Regions from separate parts of the Homo sapiens genome. Here regions 2 and 3 are each linked to region 1. A link is a contact called in ENCODE Hi-C or POLR2A ChIA-PET data. All regions are on one chromosome and are shown on one strand. Each heading gives the region's core, a stretch centred on a gene start or an enhancer-like site at or near the end of the contact. The rest is flanking DNA. Distances are from core to core; before and after follow the strand shown.

Region 1 (4,293 bases), core at 818-3,317:
AGAGCGAGACTCCGTCTCAAAAAAAAAAAAAAAGAAAAAAGAAAAGAAATACTAATATAGCATTCCAACTTGTAAGCTTCAAATGATGTGGCAATGATTTTCATTTCCTTTTCTATTTCTTTTTTTTTCTTTTTTTTTTTTTTTTTTTTTTTTTTTTAGCAACAATGTCTTTTTCTTTCACCCAGGCTGGAGTGCAGTGGCATGATCACAGGTCACTGTAGTCTTGACCTGGCTTCAAGCAAACCCCCCATCTCAGCAGCGAGTAGCTGGGACTACTGGCCTGCTAGCCAGGGCCCTGCACCCAGCAAATTTTTTTTTTTTTAATGTAGAGACTGGGTCTTGCTATGTTGCCCAGGCTGATTTTCATTTCTGTTAGACTCATCTTTTTTCTTAATTCTTGCTTGAATTTCTATTCCAGTACAATAATGCAAGTCAAAGGAAGGTTAAAATATACCTTATTTAAACTGCTAATCTTTGTAATTACTGACAGTGCATCTCTGACATTTCTAAAATGAAGACACCTTCCTTTTCTACAAACTCAGAAAATGCCAATGAACTATCTTAACATTTTTTAAGTTCAAAACATTTTGGTGACAGACACAAGTCTACTGAAAGGTATAATAGTAGATAATCATGTTGCTTTGCTATACTGGCACCACCATTTATTTGTCATCTGTAAAATGACAGCTAGTGCCTTACTCATAGTAGTCAATAAATGTTCCTTTTCTTTCCTTCTTTCATTGTTTCAATGTGACCTACTCTTCACTGATACTTTAACACGGAATATAGGACGTCTTCAAAGACACTTAGTAATATAGAGGCTGATGTAAGAACACACAAATAAATAATACTATGTTTAATTTTTCAAGTTAAAAGGACTTCTTCACCTCATTTTGTCCACTGTACCAAACACCTTAAATTGCTGACGAATTTGGTTCTTTCAGCTAACAATGTCAAAGTTTTAGCTGTTTTAAAACAAATCTTCTTGGAAAAGCTTCAACACCTTAAAAATCAGTACAGTGGCCCACTGAGGTGGCTCATGCCTTTAATCCCAGCACTTTGGGAGGCCGAGGCGAGCAGATCACCTGAGGTCAGGAGTTGGAGACCAGACTGGCCAACATAGAGAAATCCCATCTCTACTAAAAATAGAAAAGTTAGACCGGATGCGGTGGCTCACGCCTATAATCCCAGCACTTTGGGAGGCCGAGGCAGGCGGATCACGAGGTCAGGAGATAAGAGACCATCCTGGCTAACACGGTGAAACCCCATCTCTACTAAAAAATACAAAAAAATTAGCGGTGCGTGGTGGCGGGCACCTGTAGTCCCAGCTACTCGGGAGGCTGAGGCAGGAGAATGGCGTGAACCCGGGAGGCGGAGCTTGCAGTAAGCCGAGATCGTGCCACTTCACTCCAGCCTGGGCGACAAGAGGGAAACTCTGTCTCAAAACAACAACAAAAATTTAAAAAATTAAAACAAAAATCAGTACAGTTTTCTCAACAGTGTATCTTTTTTCCACTTAACTGGGACTTTGGGCTACGGAAAACGTTAACCAGTACTAGTAAGGAAGCTCAATTTGCCTCTACACTAATTGGGAGCGCTGAAAACACCAGGCCGTGTCACAGCCTCTTCAGCTGTCAGTGAGACCCGCCACCTTCACCTTACCAGGTAAGGAAACTGAGGCCCAGGGGAAGGAAGGGGCTTGCCTGCAGCCACCTCGTTCTTTCCTGAAAAGACCAAGCGTCTGACAGCAGCAGTGTTCTGCCTCGAGGGCTATCAGACGGCCCCGCGGAGCATGGATGAGACCTGTCCTCCCTCGCGCCGCCTAACCCCGGGGTGAAAAACAGGCGCCCCTTCACGCAGTGCCACAGGCAGGGACTCAGAGTAGGTCTTGGCCCTAAAAGTGCGCCTTCTAGGGGATCCATAGCTGCTGCCCACCGGTCCTCCCAGAAGGAGGGGCTGTCACTCACCTGCGACTGGAGGGAACGCAATCCCCTACTTGGCGTTGGCCGTACACCAGGAGACCGAACTGCAAAGCGCGATGGCTGCCGTGGCCCCAGTTCGCATCAGCCCCTTCCGGGCCGGCGGGTGCCTCACTAGCGACAGTCCGCAGGACCGCGTCGCCGAGCGCCCTAGGTTCCGCCTCCTGGCAGTCTTGCCGCCAATTCCCCAGTTGAGCGAGGCTGCTCGCAACCCCTAACACCGCCTGGGTCTCCCAGCCGCCTGGTCTCCCCACACCCGCCCGCCCGAAGGGATTTTAGGGGCCTGCGTGCCGAGAAAGGAACACCCCATGCCTCCCTAGGGGAAATTACTTTTGGCATTTTTTTTTTTTGAGACGTTGTCTCGCTCTGTCTCCCAGGCTGGGGTGCAGTGGCACGATCTCGGCTCACTGCAGCCTCCACCCCCTGGATTCAAGAGATTCTCCTACCTCAGCCTCCCCAGTAGCGGGGACTACAGGCACCCGCCACCACTGTCCGGCTAATTTTTTTTTTTTTTGAAACGGAGCCTCGATTTTGTCGCCCAGGCTGGAGTGCAATGGCGCGATCTCAGCTCACTGTAACCTCCGCCTCCCGGGTTCAAGCGATTCTTCTACCTCAGCCTCCTGAGTAGCTGGGAGCACAGGCGCGCACCACCATGCCCGGCTAATTTTTGTATTTTTAGTAGAGACGGGGTTTCACCATGTTGGCCAGGCTGGTCTCGAACTCTTGACCTAAAGTGAACCGCCCGCCTCGGCCTCCCAAAGTGCTAGGATTACAGGCGTGAGCCACTGCGCCCGGCTAATTTTTGTATTTTTAGTAGAGACCGGGTTTCATCATGTTGGCCAGGCTGGTCTCAAACTCCCTAGCATAAGTGATCCACCTGCCTCAGCCTCCCAAAGTGCTGGGATCACCACCGCGCCCTGCCTAAAATACATTTTCAAAGTACACGTGCTTATTGAATTCATTTTTTTTTCTTTTTTTGTTATTTGTGCTTATTGAATTCACCAGTGATTTACACAATGTAGCTACGTACCAGATAATGTGTTGGATGCTGGTTATTCAGCTTTTATTCAGCTGGTTATTCAGTTGTTTTATAGACGGTCTTGGCCAGGCGCGGTGGTTCACACCTGTAATCTCAGCACTTTGGGAGGTCAAGGTGGGTGAATCACCTGAGGTTAGAGTTCAAGACCAGCCTGGCCAACATGGTGAAACCCCATCTCTACAAAAATACGAAAATTACCCAGGCATGATGGCAGGTGCCTGTAACGCCAGCTACTCGGTAGGCCGAGGCAGGAGAATTGCTTGAACCCGGGAGGTGGAGGTTGCAGTGAGCCGAGATTGCACCATTGCACTCTAGCCTGGGCGACAGAGCGAGACTCTGTCTCCGTCTCAAAAAATAAATAAATTAATTAAATTAAAAATAAATTTAAAAATTATATATATATATAGACGGTCTTGCTCTTTCTCCCAGGCTGGAGTCCAGTGGTGCTATCATAGCTCACTGCAGCCTCAATCTCTTGGGCTCAAGGAATCCTCCCATGTAGCTGGGACCACAGGCGTGTGCCACCAGGCCCAGCTAATATTTGAATTGTTTTGTAGAGATAGGGGTCTCATTATGTTGCCCACGCTGATCTTGAACTCCCGGGCTTAAGCGATCCTCCGGCCTCTGCCTCCCAAAGTGCTGAGATTACAGGAGTGTAGTCAGATAGTCAGCATTTTTTTTTTTGGAGGCGGAGTCTCACTCTGTCGCCCAGGCTGGAGTGCAATGGTGCGAGCTTGAGCTCTGCTCACTGCACCTCCGCCTCTCAGGTTCAAGCAATTCTCCTGCCTCAACCTCCCAAGTAGCTGGGATTACAGGCGCAGTCCACCATGCCTGGCCAATTTTTTGTGTTTTAGTAGAGACAGGGTTTCATGGTGTTGCCCAGGCTGGTCACACCCGACTAATTTTTTGTATTTTATTAGAGATGGGGTTTCACCGTGTTGCCCAGCCTGGTCTTGAATGCCTGAGCTCAGGCAATCCACCTGCCTTGGCCTCCCAAAGTGCTAGGATTACAGTTGTGAGCCACTGCACCTGGCCGTAGTCAGCCTTTTTGTATGTTTGTTTTACTATGGAACAGTTCATGAATTTGCCTATCATCCTTGTGCAGGGGCCATGCTAATCTTCTCTGTATCATTTCAGTTTTAGTATATGTGCTGCCAAAGAGAGCACACAGGTATTCAGCTTTAAACAAGACTGTTTTGACACCAATGTTCTTTTCTAATGGATTGGCATTGCCTTCTTTAAATGCATCAAGAGCTGTTTAGGGATTCTCAGCAA
Region 2 (4,293 bases), core at 666-3,165, 770 kb after region 1:
CTCCCTGACACTGGCCCATTTGGTAAAAACTAAACCAGTGGCATGGTTGTATACTAGAATGTCACATGTGAAGTTCCAGACAATTCTTAAAGTTTAATAAAATGTGAGTTAAATTATGCCTCCTTCTAAAGGCCTGCCTCAAACAATTTTCATTTAGACAACCCTCTTAATGCCTTATCTAGGGATCAGCATTAACAATGGTGACAGATCGAAGCCAAAGAACAGACTGGAAAGATTTCTCTCTCCTTGTAAAACTAGAAGGGGGAAGAATTTGAAGTCTTTCAAGAGTTTTGTTGTGTTTAAGAAAAAATAAGTTTGAAAACATACTCATCCTCATCAGAGAGTCTCTTGTGCAAGACTGAGATGCTGCTGCCCAACTCTAGTTAAATGTGTACAATGGGTATTAATTCCAGTTGCAGGCAAGAGGTGTCCATTTCAGAGTTAACACCTCTGACAACAGGCTAGTAGCCTAAAGGTGGCCTGCAGTAGGTGAATTCCACCTAATTTACAACTCGAGTCTCCCATTCAAACCTAAGACTGTTAAAAAATGCCCGACTCCCTGGAGCAGGGAGCTTTGGAACAAAACACTTCCCTTACCCCCTACTTTAACGGTAAAACCTCAAACCACAAAGGTGGAAGAAAAGAGGGAAGCTAGCAGGAGTGCCCCCTCTAATTGTCTATTCTTATGTGCTGTTTACTGGGTCATTAAAATCTTACAAGGCCTTTATAGTCATTGTAATTGTTGAATTCAAGGTTTGTCCCAGTTGTTTGTACAGAAGTCTCTCACTTTGAAACTCAGAAACATTTCCCCTAACATCTTGTCTAAAAGAACCTTTCAAGCAATGTACTGACCAACTCCTTGAGTGATCTGTGGCCCCTGCAGGAGTGGGGGTAGGGAGCGCCATGTCGCACACCTGTTGTCAGGTGACACTGCCAGCAGCATCCTGCACACTCACCTCCCCACTCCACCCCACCCCCAGCGAGGCTCTTTCCTGCTGGCCTTCTCCACCCGGGGAAGCCTACAGCCTTCCGGAGTTACCTTTTAAAAAAAGCAAACCCTTCCTACCACAAAGCAAACAAAAGGCTGATACCGAGACAATCGGGAGCAGCGGGGGTTCCCGTGGCCCCTCTCCAGCCCATCCTTGGACCACTCCCCAACCCGGTCCCCCGCACCAGCCCGGCTTCAATCCCGCGAGTAGCCCCCGCCTTCCCCTCCCTGCAGATAGCGAGCCAGACGCCTACACCTCGGCCCCCCGGGGCTCGGGCCCGACTTATTGTGCCGGGGCCGGCAACTCGCGGGCCGGCGGGGGCCTCACCAAGTACAACTCTGCTCACAGCAGCTCCCGGGTGCCCAGGCCCAGACTGCCTAGCCAGCGCCGCGGGGCCTCCTGCGGCCTCGGGCCTGGCCCGTGAGCCCGCCCCAGGAAGGGTCGCCAGGGTAGGCGCCAGCACCGCTTTTTTCCCACAAAAGCGCCCAGGCGCGGGCAGGGGGATGCGTTTCGAAGAGAAGTTGGTTTCCAGGTTTCTTTTTTGAACAAAACCAAAGGGAATCCCGCGCGGCCCGACAAGGCCTGGGAGGACGTAGTGCACGCGCGAGGACCCGGCGTGGGCCACACCGAACCCGGCGGCCCGAGCCCGGCCCGCACCACACCGGTGCGCGCCAGGCCGGGCCGCTCCCGGGCACCCGCGGCCGGACCCGAGCGGCGGGGACAGGGAGTGCGGCAAGGGGGCCCGCGCGGCACTTACGCGGCGGCTCGGTGGCGGCGGCGGCAGCTGCAAGGTGTCTCGGCCTGAGCCCTCCTGGCCGCTCGCGCCTTTTCTCTCCGCGCTCCTCGCTGGCCCGCCCGCCTCTTCGCTTCCCGCCCGCGCGGCCCGCGCTCTCCCCCTCCGCCCGGCGCCGCTGCCGAGTGAACTGGAACCAGTCCTCGCGGCCGGCTTCCCACAATGCACAGCGCGCCGCTCGTCACATCCCTTCGCGGCCCCGAGCGTCCGGCCTCCGCGCCCGTGCCGCCCGGCGCCCCGGCCTTGACCCCGGGCCCGCGCCCTACCCGTTGACGCCGGCCGCTCTGCGCCCAGGCACCAGCCCGCACCCCGGACGCGAGGTCTGACCCATGACCCCGGGGACGCCCAGAGCCCAGTCCTTGGGAAGGGCCAGGCCCCTGGAGAGGAGCTTCTTCAGGGCGCGTCCCAGACTCTGCGTCTCGAGTGAACGCCTACTGTGTGCCTGGCTCTGAGCACGGGACTGTCGCTGCCACGGCATCTTTAGGAACCTTCCCACTAACCCAGTGGGAAGGCACAATGGCTGTTACCAGCGATCGCTCTTCCCTCCCCAGTCAATGCCAACTCCCCCCTGCCCCGCCTCAGAGACCCCGCTGTCTTTAGATACAGGCCACCGCCAAGCCCTGGTCTGCCCCAAGATCAATTACTGCGCACCCGGTTCCCCTGGGGTCCTTCAGTTAATCCTCCTCACCCCGAAGTCTGGAACCTGCCTTGCACATGGAAGCGGTTAGCTACTTCGCTTCAGCAAAAGTTCACTTTCGGACCCAAGTTGGGAATTACTAATGTAGACAGTGATTCCTTATCATCACACACGTTTTTTAAAAACTGCGGACAGGCCGAAAGAGGAGGAGCCGCCACAAAGCCCGCCACGTCTTCCTAAATTGGTTTACCGCCTGAAGGCATTGGTGCCCCATCCCGGGTACTTAAATGGGGGCCTGCCCTCTACTCCCCTCCCTCCAAAGTGTGGAGCCGGAAGCCACTTCTCCATCCAGCTGTGAACTAAATTTGGATAATAATACACATCCCTCAGGGTTGATGTGAAGTTTAAAGTGCCGCTACTGGGGATTATGGAGGTAATTAGAGACCCCCACCCCCACCCCCCAGTCCTCAGGCTGCGCGGGAATCGCAGCGGCAGTAACCTCCACCTCACCGGGATGCTTTACACCTTACTTTAAGAGTTTGCAAAACAATGTCCAATACCTGCCATTCATGCATTCGTTAATTCGATTAAGTACTGAGAACGTATTTTGTGTCATACATCGATTTGGGTGCTGGATATGAAACAGCCAAGAGAACAGGCAGAAATCTCTGCCCTCCTGTAGTTTGCAGTCTCGTGGGGGAAAGACAGACAAACGGGAGAATGTGTCAGAGGGTCTCCATGGGGTGGAGAAAAATAAGGCGGAGAAGGGGAATAGGAAGTGTGAGATAAGAGTGAGGCTCAAATACAAGAGAAGGCCTCTATGAGAAAGTAACATTTAAAGCCTGAAGAAATTGAGGGAGCAAGCCGTGTGGATGTCTGGGGAAGAACTGCGCCGAGCATGAGGAATAGCAAGTGCAAAGGCTGGGGTAGGAGTGTGTCCAAAATAGTCAAGACAGAGCGAGTGTGAGGTTGGAGTAGAATGGGTGAAGGGGAAAGTAACAGGAGATGAAGCTGGAAAAATGATGATGCTTATGATGCTTCTGGTCCCAAAACAAAGCATTATGGTTCTATGAGGATCTCCCGAAGAAAAGATGTCAGGAAAGGTGCAGAGACCCTCCCCCACACACCACATTGTTGTTCCATCCTTCTCTGTGCCTTTGGGCAAGGACTCTCCGTTCTGTAGGGACCACCAGGTGGAATTAAAGTCTACACTCCTCCAAGAGCTGATCTTGGGGCGGCCCCACCTCCATGCCCCTCTACAGCGTGCCATTCTCATAGAACACACTAGGACCTTTGTCCTCTGGAGCTGTTCAGTGCAGCAGCTCTGACCTCATCCTTCTCCAGAAGCCTCCACCTTCTCTCCCCTCTCTCCTCCTGCGCTTTGTGTGTCCTGTTCTTCCACTTCGGTGACCTGTCTCCTCCCCTAATCTGGCTCAGAGAGGGGTACCAGCTGCTGCTGCTGCTATTGCTTCTTCTTCTGTTAAAGGTTTTTTATTTTTTTCCAATGACAAAGCTATGCTCATTCTGAAAACATGAAAAATAAAAATGCTCAAAAAATAAAACTCACTCTACATTCATTGCTAGGAGAGAACAGCCTGCTCCCATTCCAGCCTTTTTATCTATATCCACTTAACATTAAACATACAGAGTTTCTACTCTATTTAGTGATTGTCACCTGCACTTTAAACTTAATGGTTCTTTATGAGCATTTTACTGGGTAGTTGTTCTACAATAACATTACTGGAACTGTTTGGGTTTCCCTTGACCCTCTTAAAAATTACTGAGAACCCTGAAGAGCTTTTGTTTTATAGGTTACATCTATCAATATTTGCTTTATTAGAAATAAAAACTGAGAAAAAGTAAATATTTATTAA
Region 3 (4,293 bases), core at 746-3,245, 520 kb before region 1:
CCATTTTAGTAAAGAAAGGATGTTTTCACACCAATAAAGCAGTAAGGGCATAATCCTTGATTAAAGGCTAATACGAAGCTGGAAAGTTTTAACCTTATTGAGAAAACAAAACAAAACAAAAAGAACCTCACTGTTGTTGTGACTTTTCTCCTTTCTCCAAGGACTGGAGAACACTTCAGCCTCCACTGATCTGTGTCGGTGGAACTCATGGGTCTGGGGACAGCTATTCTGGAGGACGTTCCTGCTGAACCAGGGTTCCCTACAAACACATGAGGACCCCTAAAGCCATTGGGTTGGGCAGATCCGGATTCCCTTTCAGCTGTCCCAGAGGAGGCTCACCCTATGCCAGACCCTACCTATAACCTCAGGAGTTGAGGTGGCGGAGGCTCTGAACTCCCGTCCCTGTACCTCTCCCCTCCGGGCAGGGCCGAGCCCCCCCTTCCCCGCCAATCCGGAGCAGATGAGGCGAGACTAAGCGGCAAGCCCACCCTGGGAAGAGGCTGGGGAGACCTAATGGGCAGGGTCCCCCTCATCTCCATCACCAAGCTGAGCACTCGTGCCCATGCCACCCCCCAGCCCCAGCCTGGGGAAAGGAGGAAAAGTGGGCACCCTAGCCCGGAGGTGGCGGGGGAGGGGGGTGTGGGGGCTGGTGTCCGAGACACCCGGCTGGGCGGGCACAGATAGGATCTGAACACAGGGAAGCATGGCCTAGCTCTTTGATCCACAGCCAGCCACGCTGGGCCTGGACCCGGAGGGAGGCACGGCTGTCTTCCGGCCCGGCTTTGCACCGCTGCCAGGGGTCCTGTGGGGCCCTCAGAGGGAGAGGCGTCCAATACCCGGCCCTCCCCCAAATACCCTCTATCCCAACTGCTCTCAGAAGAGGCGTGAGCGTCTACAGTGAACCCAGCACAGAAACCTGCTAGGGGAGCTGCTGTTGACTGCATCGCGATCCAAAGGACCGGCGTCTTTTGTAGATGCAGGGGCTGAGCCAGGCCAAGCGCGCCGTGGAGGCCCGCGTGGACGCAGACCCGGGTGCCATACAGATGCGCTGGAATCCAGGCACTTTCCCGCGCTCCGCAAATCTAGATGTTTCAGCCTGGATCGAGCGAGGGTTAGAGGGTTAGTCAGGCCAGGGTCAACTTCAGAGTCATGGGCTCCCTAAATGCGACTTCTAGGGTTGAGTTGCTGTGGACGAGCGACCCATGTCGGAATCCCGCGCCCACGTGGCTGCCCAAAGTTCCGAGTCTCCGGGCTGCAGGTTCTAGTCACGGAACCGAGTTGGGAGAGTCATAGGGGCTGGGACTTGGAGGATCGGCTGAGGTCCGGTGCTCTTGGCTGTGTTCGCGGCTCGGAGCCGTCGCCTGACTGAGGGGCCCGTCACAGATGTGTGATGTATAAGCTCTGCACGCAACAGGAGCTCAATAAATGTGCGAAGGGGGGTATACTTATGTTCGCACTGTATGCAGGCGGCCTAGAAGGAAGTCCCTGATTGGCACAGGGATGGAGGATGGGGCAAGAGCCGCAACAGCGCCGCGGAGTTCCAACGCTGCCGGTTCCCTGGGGTACGAGCACAGCCTCAAGCAGCCTCAAGCCCTAGGAAGCCCCCAGTTCAAAGCACAGGGCGCATTGGAGCCTGGGCACGATACAGTTCACACCACGGCTGCGATGGTAAGCCACGCCCAAGTCCCAAGGGCCTAGGGGACCCCCGCCCTCCACAGCCGGAGGAGAAACCTGGGCGCAGAAAGCAGGGGGAATATCTGGTTGTAGGTGAGTAAGCGGGGTCAGGAGTTCCCGTTAGAGTCTCTGCGTTTCGGGAGAAGGGTGATCATTCCCAGGCTTGTCCGACGTCTCTCTCAGGGTGCGCTCCGGAAGAGCGAGCCCTTTAAGGCTATGCCGAGTGGGCGCGTCCCGGCCTCTCCCGGGAGAGGAGAGGCGGGGCGGACCTGTGTCCCGCCCCCGGCCCGGCCCGCCCCCAGTGCCCGCCCCGCCCCCGGCACTCGGCCGGCGGCGCCTTTGATGTTCCGACCCGCCAGCTCGCGGAGCCGCTCTGCCCCGCGCCCTAGCCCGCGCCTGCAGCCCGCCCAGGCGGAGTCAGCCCGCGCTCCGCCCGCCGCGATCCGAGCTCGGAGGTTCGGACTCCGGGCTCGCCGCCCCCCGGGCCGGCTCCGCGCCCCGCACTCCCGGCGCCCAGCGCCCCGCGCCCCGGCGGGCGGAGCGCACCATGCCGCAGCTGGACTCCGGCGGGGGCGGCGCGGGCGGCGGCGACGACCTCGGCGCGCCGGACGAGCTGCTGGCCTTCCAGGATGAAGGCGAGGAGCAGGACGACAAGAGCCGCGACAGCGCCGCCGGTCCCGAGCGCGACCTGGCCGAGCTCAAGTCGTCGCTCGTGAACGAGTCCGAGGGCGCGGCCGGCGGCGCAGGGATCCCGGGGGTCCCGGGGGCCGGCGCCGGGGCCCGCGGCGAGGCCGAGGTGAGCCCCCGCCGGCGCCGGCTCCTCCCCCGCGGTCGCCGCGCCGCGCCGCCCCAGTTGCGCGCGGCCCTCGGGGTCTCCAGCGCGCAGAGCGTCCCTGCCCCGGCGTCGGCCCCGACCCCCGCGGTCCCACCGCCCCTCACTCCCCTCCGGTTCTCCCTCCAGGCTCTCGGGCGGGAACACGCTGCGCAGAGACTCTTCCCGGACAAACTTCCAGAGCCCCTGGAGGACGGTGAGTTTCTGCCCGGCCCGGCTTCCCTTCGTCGCGCTCAGGCCCTGGCCTCGGTGGGACGGGGACGCCAAGGACCGCGGGGAGCCGGGTGCCTCCCCCACCGCAGCTCAGGAGGCGGCAGAACCCAGGGGTGGAGAGTGGGGGGCGGGCTTCCCGGGCGCCGCCGGGTCGAGTCACTTCCGGTGCCCTGACCTTTATAGGAGTAAACAGACCCCCGCCATCCCCGCCTCCCCTCCTGCCCAGGTGACTGACTAATCCGCCGCCTTCAGGAGACAGAATTGGCCAAGGTTTCTTGGTTGGAGGGCGGGGGGTGGGAGGTCAAGTAGGGGCCACCTCGGGGAGGCCTGCCCTCCAGGTCCTTCCCCTAAAACTTGGCACTGCCGATACTCCCAGCCCGTTCCTTCCCAAGTCAGGAACTTGCAGGGGACCCCTTGGCAATTCTTTTTCTCTCAAGAGCAGACAGCCTTCAGTCCCAGCCGCTGCCAGGGCTGGTGTGTCTGACCCAGCTGTGGTTTTTCCAGGCCTGAAGGCCCCGGAGTGCACCAGCGGCATGTACAAAGAGACCGTCTACTCCGCCTTCAATCTGCTCATGCATTACCCACCCCCCTCGGGAGCAGGGCAGCACCCCCAGCCGCAGCCCCCGCTGGTAAGTGGACCCCGCAGCCAGTGCCGCCCTGTGCTTGCAGCCTCCTTGACCAGGTAGGTGAGGCACCGGCAAGAGACTTCTGCCTGGAACAAAATAGACGAGACTCCTGTGCTGGTCTTTTCTCCCATACACACCCGGTGGGATCTGAACCAAAAGGAGAACTTTGCTGAAGGAAGGAGGGGCCGCCCTGGGGCACCCCCCTGCCCTCTGCCTCTTGGCTTTTGTCTTCCCAGCTTGCTCATAAGCAGGTGCAGGCTCTGTCCTGGTGCTGGGTGATGCCAGGGTGGGGTCTTCTTAGAGAACTTTTGAGCCGAGACCACCCTTGCTCCTCGCTGCTCTGATCTGAGCTCAGAGCTTTGCAATTAACTTTCTAACTAGCCCAGGAAACCCTGAGCCTCCTTGGCGCTTGGAGGAATGGGCAGGAAAGCTGATCTGTTCAGGTCCCCTGGTTGTGCAGGAGAAACGTGCTGTGTTCGGTCGGCTGTGTCCTGACGGGCGTGAGTGTACCGTTGCCAAAGAAGGACCCTGAACACCATGTGTGGAAAGTGGGTTCTTAGGAAACTGGCTTGGTCTCAGACATACCAGGAAGGGTTGGCAAAGGTGCTACAAATCAGTGATGTTGAGAAGGGACCAGTTTAATTAATTCGTGAATTAAATATTTTTAAGTCCCAGTGCTTTGAAAAGATTTCATGATCTTTACAAACCATGCCCATTGGTACAGATGACCTAAAGTGTGAAGAGCCTATTCTGAGTGTTTTGGAGCAGTACAGCTGCGCTTTTAAAGAAATTCCTATTCGTGTTTCACACTCTCCTCAGTTGGTCCAAGTTGGGGTGAAGGTACGTGGAAGGTTTGGAGGACTGTGGTAAGTGAGTGTTGGGTGTGAATGTAAGCCCAGTGCAGGTGGGGCTGGCAGGCTGGAGGCTCGCATGGCTACAGTGGGGTCA

Evidence for each region. Hi-C counts contacts between places; a loop is a spot of excess contacts on that map. ChIA-PET counts read pairs that join two places held with the same protein, here RNA polymerase II (POLR2A). Pooled maps may share reads with other maps.
Region 2: a loop to region 1 is called in a pooled map, with 6 times the contacts of the local background. The contact joins the promoter of MACROH2A1 here to the promoter of SAR1B in region 1. A Hi-C loop is called at or near these places in 8 of 50 pooled maps. POLR2A ChIA-PET finds 5 or more read pairs at or near these places in 2 of 52 experiments (GM12878 and activated T-cell).
Region 3: a loop to region 1 is called in a pooled map, with 2.6 times the contacts of the local background. The contact joins the promoter of TCF7 here to the promoter of SAR1B in region 1. A Hi-C loop is called at or near these places in 8 of 50 pooled maps. POLR2A ChIA-PET finds 5 or more read pairs at or near these places in 2 of 52 experiments (PC-9 and WTC11).

Annotation. Positions count from the first base shown.
Region 1 is chr5:134,630,761-134,635,053 of GRCh38, forward strand. It overlaps SAR1B (secretion associated Ras related GTPase 1B), which reads right to left and starts at 2,068. Exons shown (of 7, transcript NM_016103.4): 1 at 1,968-2,068. It also overlaps the pseudogene RNU6-1311P. RefSeq lists silencers at 1,780-1,889, 1,940-1,989 and an enhancer at 1,963-2,519.
Region 2 is chr5:135,397,316-135,401,608 of GRCh38, forward strand. MACROH2A1 (macroH2A.1 histone) reads right to left here and starts at 1,916. Exons shown (of 9, transcript NM_138610.3): 1 at 1,747-1,916. RefSeq lists silencers at 1,252-1,311, 1,622-1,791, 1,802-2,261 and enhancers at 2,162-2,667, 2,668-3,173.
Region 3 is chr5:134,112,686-134,116,978 of GRCh38, forward strand. It overlaps TCF7 (transcription factor 7), which reads left to right and starts at 1,996. Exons shown (of 10, transcript NM_003202.5): 1 at 1,996-2,470; 2 at 2,636-2,702; 3 at 3,224-3,348. The coding sequence starts at 2,222. It also overlaps a transcript of VDAC1 not described here. RefSeq lists an enhancer at 1,633-1,862 and a silencer at 1,953-2,072.